Regions from separate parts of the Homo sapiens genome. Here region 1 is linked to region 2. A link is a loop called in an ENCODE intact Hi-C map of the cell type or tissue named here. Cell type or tissue: transverse colon. All regions are shown on one strand. Each heading gives the region's core, and the rest is flanking DNA. Links, peaks and the distances in the headings are about the cores only. Region 1 holds the start of PPP1R26 (protein phosphatase 1 regulatory subunit 26). Region 2 overlaps OLFM1 (olfactomedin 1).

What was found. Hi-C counts contacts between places; a loop is a spot of excess contacts. Peaks named below come from ENCODE experiments on the same cell type or tissue, not always from the same donor. Only the 100,000 strongest peaks of a DNase experiment are listed, where the experiment ranks them.
Region 1: a loop joins it to region 2, with 6 times the contacts of the local background. A loop is called at or near these places in 1 of 110 quality-filtered maps.

What each region holds. Positions count from the first base shown.
Region 1 is chr9:135,476,357-135,480,691 of GRCh38, forward strand. PPP1R26 (protein phosphatase 1 regulatory subunit 26) reads left to right here and starts at 3,426. Exons shown (of 4, transcript NM_014811.5): 1 at 3,426-3,666. RefSeq lists silencers at 3,948-4,007, 4,018-4,067. In transverse colon, for the core only: no CTCF peak of the experiment used is centred there; DNase peaks (open chromatin) are centred at 2,745 and 4,097; H3K4me3 peaks cover 1,782 bases; H3K27ac peaks cover 1,904 bases.
Region 2 is chr9:135,099,862-135,104,237 of GRCh38, forward strand. The region is part of intron 4 of OLFM1 (olfactomedin 1); the gene reads left to right. Among named protein-coding and RNA genes, the nearest start is that of OLFM1, 14 kb to the left of the region's middle. In transverse colon, for the core only: no CTCF peak of the experiment used is centred there; no DNase peak of the experiment used is centred there.

The DNA of each region.
Region 1 (4,335 bases), core at 336-4,335, 380 kb after region 2:
CTCCTGATCTCAGGCAATCCGCCCTCCTCGGCCTCCCAAAGTGCTGGGTTTACAGGCATGAGCCACTGAGCCCAGCCCTTGAGTTTTCTTTAATTATGACAATGTAACTAATTCTGTAAAGGAAAAGAGCAACAGAGGAACTGCTGGCTTTTCTTTATGAGCTCAGACTTTGGTCCCCAGCAGGCCCTCAGCCATCTCTCCCAGGCGGTCTCTCCACTCCACATGGAGAGTGACCTTCATGTGGTCCCACTGGACTCTTTGTGCCCTTCACAGAAGGCCAAGCAGAGGCCCAGAGGGGAGCAACAGCCACATAGGGACCCAAGAGCCCACCAGAGCCCCTCAGGTGAGACGTGCAGCCCACTGCACCTGTCCCTGCTGCCACCGCCCATCCACCCATGGACAGCAGAGCCCCGGGCTGGGCAGAAAGATGCCAGGAGTCCTCACTTCCTCCATGGCGGATAATGAAGGTGACCCTGCGTGCTGATCCCCGGAGGCACAGACTGCACAGTGAGGAGCCTGACTAGGGGGTCCCAAGGCCAAGGCCAGAGCCTCTCACAACAGGAGAGTCTGACAATGACAGACGCCCCTCCTGTTCCTCCAATGAAGGCCTCACAAGGCACTGTTGAGGCCTCCTAAGAATTTAATAAAAAAAAAAAAAAAAGCACCAACCAACCAATCTCTGAACATCGGTAGCTTCAAAAAAGGAGTACAAGTGTTCCCTGTTTTGAGAAACTATTATTACGTGCCACACACTCTGGCCCAGGAATTCCCCAAGAGCCCCAGGTCACACCCCTCCATGCCCTCCACTGTTCTCTTACTTTGGAATGCAGGGATTAAACTGGTGAATGATTATGAAATCTTAGAGTGGTAAAAGCTATTCCAGGCCTTACCCCAAAGCCAGAAACCACAAAAGAAAACTTGATTGATTTAGCTACAGAAGAACTTCAAACTTGTGTGTAGTAAAAAAATAAAAAGGCAGGACACAGTAGCTCCCATCTGTAATCCCAGCACTTTGGGAAGCCAAGGAGGGTGGATCACTCAAGCCAGGAGTTCAAGACCAGCCTGGGGAACATGGCAAAACCCCATCTCTACAAAAACATACAAAAACTAGCCAGGCGTGGTGACGTGCACCTGTAGTCCCAGCTACTGGGGAGGCTGAGGTGGGAGGATAACCTGAGCCGGGGGAGGTTGAGGCTGCAGTGCCATGATCACGCCACTACACTCCAGCCTGGGTGTACACAGAGTAAGACCCTGTCTCAAAAAAAAAAAAAAAAAAAAAAAAAGGTTGAACAAACAAAAAACCAAAATCCAAAGTCAAAAGAAAAATGACAGAAAAATAAATGCAATGTACAAGAGTATATTGTACTACTGTACAATATTCTGTGTTATTGTACTGTTGTACAATACACTTTTTTTCTGAGACAGAGTCTCGCTCTGTCACCCAGGCTGGAGTGCTGTGGCACCGTCTCGGTTCACTGCAACCTCCACCTCCTGGGTTCAAGCAATTCTCCTGCCTCAGCCTCCCGATTATCTGGGATTACAGGCACCCGCTACCACACCCGGTTAATTTTTGTATTTTTTAGTAGAGACGAGGTTTCATCATGTTAGCCAGGCTGGTCTCAAACTCCTGACTTCAGGTGATCTGCCCAACTTGGCCTCCCAAAGTGCTGGGATTACAGGGGTGAGCCGCCGCGCCCGACCATACATTGCATTTACGCTCTTGTACAGAGTAGCATACAGCACAGAGAAGAGCTAAATTCCTTACGGTAACAAGCTCTTAGAATCCCTAAGAAAAAGACACACAGCCCAACAGAAAAATAAAAAATGGGCAAAGAACACAGACAGGCAATATTCCAAATGGCCAATAATAAAATGAAAAGATGTTCAACATCACCAGCAGTCAAAGAAATTAGGATTCAAGTGATGAAAAGGGCTGTTTCGCCTATCAGACTGCCAAAGACATAACGCAATGACATATCTCAGGGCTGGCAAGAGGACAGGCAAGCGGGCATGCCCGCTCACCAGTGGGTGGACGGCAGGCTGGCCCCGCATTTCTGGAGGGCATTTTGGCAAAATGCAGCATAGTCTTTGGCCCGCCGGCCTCTTCTAGGGATTTGCCCGCAGGAAATGCTCAGAGCCGCTCTAAGGAGGCATCATGAAAGCTGTTCACCACAGCACTGTTTTAAAAACTGTGAAGCAGCATGCCAAAACCTTAACAGCCCATGTCTCTGGGAAGTCACCTTATTAATTAGATCATCTCCCCAAAGTTTGGTAATGAAAGAGTATTATTTCATGAGAAAAAAAAAATTGCTTTTTGAAAAAATTCACGAAGGCATTAAAACAATTCTTTAATGGGTTTCCTGACCCAAAACTGGCCCTCCAGCTTCCCAGGCTGGCATGACTAGAAGCACCCCTCCAAGGCAAGTCTCTGATTTTGATCCTATCAAATCTCTGACACTTTCTAGACAGGAACCGAACCCACAAATTCATCTCCCAGACACGTGTGGATCAGGGCCCAGGGGGCTTACAGAAGCAGCGCGGTGCCCCTGCGCACCATCTGCCCCTTCCACGAGTGGGCGCTGAGGGAGGATCCAGTCGGGTCTGCCCGTTCCCCGCCGCCCGGGGATGCTGAGCACACCCGGGCCACCGCCAGCCTCGGGCACACACCCTGGACCTTTTATAAAACAAAACTGGGAAGACTTTCAAGGTCACATGGTCAGTGCACAGCAGAAGCAGAAACAGCAGCGGCCTCAAGGTCCGGGGCAGTTCCTAGAAACTGTTCCCTCCCCCGAACCTGGCGGCAGGTGTGCTCGAGGAGCCGCCGCCCCGGGCAGGTCGTGCGTCCACTCCCCGCCGCAAGCTCGGGTGGGGCAGCCGCGGGGACACGCGGGGGCCGCCCCCGACCCCGGCCCAAGGCTGTGGGGCTGGAGGGGCGGGCGGGCCGGTCTCAGCCCGGAGCCCCGCGTGAACTTCGGGGAGGAACTCGGTTGGCGCCGGGGCCCCGCACGCTCCCTTCCCGCGGCTCCGAGCGCTTTCCCACGGCCACGCCCCCCGCGCCCAGAACTTCCCGGCGACCCCGCGCCCCCTGCGCGCCCCCCGGAGGTGGCCGCGGTACGGGAGGCGGGCAGCACGGGGCTCGGCCCGGCCCAAGCGCCTTCGCCCCGCACCCCGCGGAGGGGGCCGCGTCCGAACCGGGCGGGGCGGGGCGGGGGCGTCCCCGGGGCGCGGGCGCGGCGGCAGGTGGGCGCGCTCTCGCGGGCGGGGGTCCGGCCGGGCCGCGCGCCTCCCCCGGAACTCGGCCGTGCCATTCCCATGATGCCCAGCCACGGGCACGGCTTCCGGAGTGCGGCCGCCGCCGCCACCGTCCGGTAGGTCGCGGGGAGGGGGCGGCTTGGGGGGGTCGCCCCGCCCCCCGCCCCGCCCCTCCCCTCCCGCGCTTCCCACGGCGCGGCCCGGGCGCGGGGCGGCGGCAGCGGCGGCGCGCGGGGAGGCGGGGAGGCGGGGGGCCCGGCCGGACGCCCCTGCGCCCCCTCCCCGCGCCCCGGCCGAGGGCGGAGCGCGCTGGCCCTGCAGCCTCCGGCCCGCCCCCGGCCCGCCGCCTCCCCCGGGACGTGGGACGCGGGCGCAGGCGGGGTCCGCGCGGCGGGCGGCGGGGGACGGGCGGAGGTGAGCGGGTGCAGGGCCGGGGCCGGGGGGCTCGGGGGCTGGGAAGCTGGGGGGTCGGGGACAGGAGGGCCAGCCAGGCCGGGGCCGGCGCGCCGTGCAGGCCGCGGCGGGCGGGCGGCGGGGGCTCCCCGAGGCAGGCGGACGGGGATCGGCGCCGGGGCTGCTCCGTTCCCCGGGCGGGGATCCTGTCTCTGGCCTCCGTGCGACTCTCGGCCCGCGCGCCCCGCGCTCCTGGAGCCCCAGGTGAGGCGCAGGTGAGGGCCCGCGGTGGGGAGCTTTGGCCCGGCCCGGGGCGGCCGCTGCCCTCCGAGAATGGCCGCGGCCCGGCCGGCCTGGAGACTGCGGTTCACGCCCTGCGCCAGGCGGAGCTTCCGGGAGGGTGGCCGCTCTCCCGGGCCCCAAGCTCGCTAGTCCTCGGATCCCAGAAACATAACTCCGGGGGTGCAGACCTGCTTGGAGGCCCGGCCTCTTCCCTGGGAGGCGTTCACTCCCGCCGGGCCGAGGACCAGGTCGCCGATCCCAGCGGCTAGGGTGAGCGCGCCCTCGGGGAGGGGAGCTCCCTTGGGGGACCCTGCCCAGCCCGCAGGCCGTGAGTAGCCCAAGCTTGGGAGTCAGGGGAGGTCGGGCCGGGGCAGCCGGGAGGGGCTCACCTTGCCTTCAGTTCCCAAG
Region 2 (4,376 bases), core at 241-4,240:
CTAGGAGTTGGTGTGAGTGTTTGACTTTCTAGGAGTTGGTGTGAATGTTAATGATGATAGGGCTGTATTAACGATCATGGGGCTATATAACTATTGCCCTTGGGTACTGTCTTCGGCTTGCTACCCATCGTGACCTTGAGTGACCTCACCATTGCCCCTCTCTCCAGGACCTCCAAACACTCCCACTTATGGGGTCTCCCTCGGCCTCCGAAGAATCCAGTGGTGGGGTCTTTTTGTTGTTGTTATGTATTTCCCCATGAGCAGTGTCTTCCCTCCCTGGAATAGACAGGGCACATCATGGAGAAACCCAGAGAAAACCTCCACATTTTCCAATCAAGGAATCAAGGGAGCAAAGTGAGGATTTGGAGTAAAAAGTTGCAAATAGTGAGAAGCCAAGGGCCTTTCTGAGGGGGCACCACCCCTCCCGGATGAGCTGGCCTTCCCATCTGTGCTTGGCCTATTTTTAGTAGCTGGGTGAGTTTACCTTGCAGCTTAAAATCTTGGGTCTTGTGAAAGAGATCACATGGCCGTCCTTGGGCTGCTAACACCATTGATTTGGGAGTAAAGAGAGAGGGTTAACAGGCCTCCAGAGGCCCTCTTTCTCCCACCTTTGGAGTGCAGCTGCCTGGTTTCACCTCTGCGTTTAATTCTTTCTTTGGAAGGGCTGCGACACGTAGGCGGAGCTGCTGAATCAGAGCGTCTGCAGGTGGGGCCCTGGCATCTGCCCGTAGCCAGCACCCAGCTAATCTTGACACACAGCAAACTGAGCTCCCCCGTTAGAGGAGGCAGTTTTGTAAGGTAGTAAATGCCACTCGATAGCTGTGCGACTCCCCCAAGGCATTTCCCCTCTCGAGTTTCAGCTGCCTCCTCCTCTGTAAAATGGTGCAGGGAGTCCCTGAGCTCTGGGGTAATTCATGGAATGGTAATTCATGGAAGTCCTTCAGATCCTGAGCTCAGCACTGTGCCCAGCAGAGGAGGTGCTGGTAGGCAGGTAGGTCGATGGATAGAGAGGTGATGACAGCTGACTGATAACTGGATAGGTAGTTAGATAGATAAATGATTGATTGATTGATTGATTGATTGATAGATGATTGACACATAGATAGAGTTAGCAGCTGCTGACCTTCCTCCTCCCTCTTCCCAGGCTTTCATTCAAGCTCAGTAACTTAAGCACCAAATTAATATCCTGCAGCTGCTTAATTTAGCTTCATTTTAGCCTTGCAAATAGGTACCCATCTCAGGACCACCCTGGCAGCCTGTTCCCTTGCTGGGAGGTTGCTGAGGAGCCCGGCCTTCTGCAAGGTGGAGCCGGCACCCGCTGCCGGCCGTCCTGGGTGGTGAGGGCTTCTGTGAGACGTGGCCTCCAGTAGTGGGCAGTTTCCTCCCCTGTCCCGGACCCCGCAGTTTCTTGGTGTGCCTGCTGTTCCTGCTGGTGTGAAGTGTGACTGCAGGTTCCATGGTCTAGTGAACAGGGTCCGGGTTCCCTTCCTGCAGTAAGCCTGGAGGAGAGGCTCTCCCAAAGTCTTCCTGATAGTTCTCTCCTTGCTGCTACCTTCTTCAAGTCACTGTTGCTGACAAGCCCAGAACATACTCAGAAACAGAGAAAACAAGGACCAGGGCTCCATCAGTTTTCAGTTTCCAATTCTGAAGATCCCTCTTTTGATGGCATTATATGATTTTCCTAATGGCCCAGCCAGAAACTTGAATCTGAACCTCTCCTCTCGGGCATCCTCTGGAAAGGAGGCAGTTTGCCGGTTCCCCTGGAGCAAGTCTTGTTGCCAGGCAAGGGGAGAGTCAGTGCTGCCCCGTGCCCCTGGCCTCGTCCCCTGAGCTGGGCGTGGGGCCCTCTCTCCAGGGGAGCCTGCAGAGTCAGATGCCCCAGCAGCAAAGCTGAGCGAAGCCAGAAGCGTGAGGGTCAGTGCACGATGCTGCTCTACCCATGGAGCTCCCGGGGCGTGGCATGTGCCTGTCAGCTTCAGGCCTCCGTGGTCCTCTCTATAAATGAGGGGTGAGGGGGCCAGCTGATTTGAAGGGCTCCTCCCAGATATACCATCCTGGCACTCTGGTGCTAAAGGCTTCCTTAGTTTCTTTTTTTTCCCAAAGCCTGGGAAGCCCCCAGACACCCATAAGCACAGACAGAGCCTGGGCTTCAGGGTCAGTCGGGTCTTTTTGTTTCACTGGAACGCGTCTTAACAAAGCCCGCTGGCTCCAGCTTCAGAGTCCCCTGTCAGCCGCTGGGAGCTGGGCCTGCCTGGGTATCTAGGTTGATGCAAGTCCAGTTGCAGGCCCCCGTCCCAGCTCGGGATGGCAGGGCATAGTGCTTGGCTCTGGCACCATGCCCTACACTCTGTCCTGGGGGAGACAAACCTGAAGCCTCCCTCTTGTTCCCTGACCCTGAGATGTGAGAAAGGGTCAGCCAGGCAGAGAGAGGGTCTGTCTTCTCCTGCCCCCGGCCCTGAGTGGAGCTAGACAGTGAGCCACTGTCACCAGCACACATGGTGCGTTCAAGGATAGAGAGTTAAGCCCTTGCCAGTGGATTCTGAAGGAAAACCCACTAGAGTGACAGGGGAGGAAATAAACCAAAATCTAAAAAGCCGCTCAGAAGCACTGACTGAGTGGGGCCCGGGCGGCCAGGGCTTCTCCCAGGAAGTTCTCCAGATGACAGGCGGTGAGAGTCTCCTGGAGGCCCGCCCTTCCTGCCATGCGAGGAAGAGGGTCTGCCGTGACCCTTTCCTCAGTGGCCGCCCCAGCCCAGGCCCTGGGTCTGATCTCGAGGCCTGGCGGGGATGCAGCATGGTTCTCAGCTTCTTTCATCTGCATTTTGGACATCGGTTTGTCCAAGTTCCCAGCTTTGCAGACTTCTTCCAGCTTAAGTCTTCCCGGATTGCAGGAGGTAAAAGCTGTGACCAAGGGAGATAGGCTCAGAGGACAGGCAGCAGGACAGGAACCCCATCTGCCTGCTTCAGGGCACTCAGCCCTCCTGGTCTGTCTCCTTTGTTGCCCAGAGACCCCTCTGTCTCTGGCCTGAGGTCCTCAGTGGGCATCTCCCCGGGCCTGTTCTATGAGATCGTCCATGCTGCTGCGTAGAAGTGGCCTCCTCTTGTGAATAGCAAGAGGCAGATTGTCTCATCCGCAGGGGCATCAGCTTGTCCAGGCTCCCGGCCTTGCACAGCGCTCTGCCCTCTGAGCCCGTCTGGGGCCGTCGGGGGGCCTCTGCCCCTCCAGCTGAGCATGCTGGCCCTCCAAGCCCAGGCCTTCCTAGGAGAGAGAGCCCGTTTGGGCCATTTCCTGAGCCTCCAACAGTGCAGGAAGCCCGGCCAGCCCTCTCCTGCCTCTCCCCTCCTCTTCCCTCCTTGTGTGTGCATCCTGAGTGCTCGTGACTGGAGAGGGACGCTTTCCTGAACTGCATGTGCCAAGATTCCACTGAGGCTCTGCCATGGGCTTTTTTGGATCCTGTCAGTTCCTGAGGTCTTGGCAGAAGCAGTCTGGATGGAGAACCAAAAATAACTCCCTGACTCAAGGAGGGCAGGTGGCCTCCAGCCCCAAGGGCCCTGGGAGCTGTGCCTACAGCCAGCAGTTGGAAGATCAGGGTGCAGAGCCAGCCTCACCCTTCCCTGCCCTTGCTAAGCCAGGATTTTAAGGCTCATTTCAAGGGGTCACTTTTGCATTTAAAAGAGGGAGCTGGAGAGGGTGATGCTCAGCTCTGAGCCAGTGGGGCCCATGCAGGAGGGAAGAGGGAGCCCTTGGCCCACGGCAGGGTGGGCCTGGGGCAGAGCCGCCCTCTGGAGAGCAGAACTGCAAGGTCCAGGGTGGGCGGGATGAAGTGGGAGGGGTGAAGACCACGTCCACTTGGGCTCGCCTTTTCTGCACATCCTCAGGCTGAATCCCCAGTGATGCCTCCTGACCTCTGTGGAGCTCTGACTCTGTGGCAGGTGCTGTCCCAAAAGCTCTCTGGTGGTCCCTGCCCTAATTCTCACAGCAGCCTTCCGAGGGGGCACTGTTGTTATTAGCCCATCTATAGAGAAGGAGAGGGAGTACACAGCAGCCCCCAGGGAAGAGGGTCACCCTCCCTCCTTCACTGAGACAGAGAGTGAAGCCTTCGACTTGGGAGGCTTTTCTGAGCAATGAGTCATTCGTTCATTCATTAATTCATTCCATACAAATCCCCAGGCTGAGTTTTGGAGGAAACAGGGTGAGTGCAGGAAGCTTCTTCCCTGGGGCAGTAAGACCCAGACATTCCTTGGCAGCCCCATGAGATGTACGGTGGGAAGCTGGCTCCGGCTGCAGTGAGGACAGGCAGACCAGGCAAAGTGAAGGAAGGGCACGTCTTTAGGGCAGAGGTGTCAGTTTGGGGCAAGCCAGTGAAGGTGGGTGGG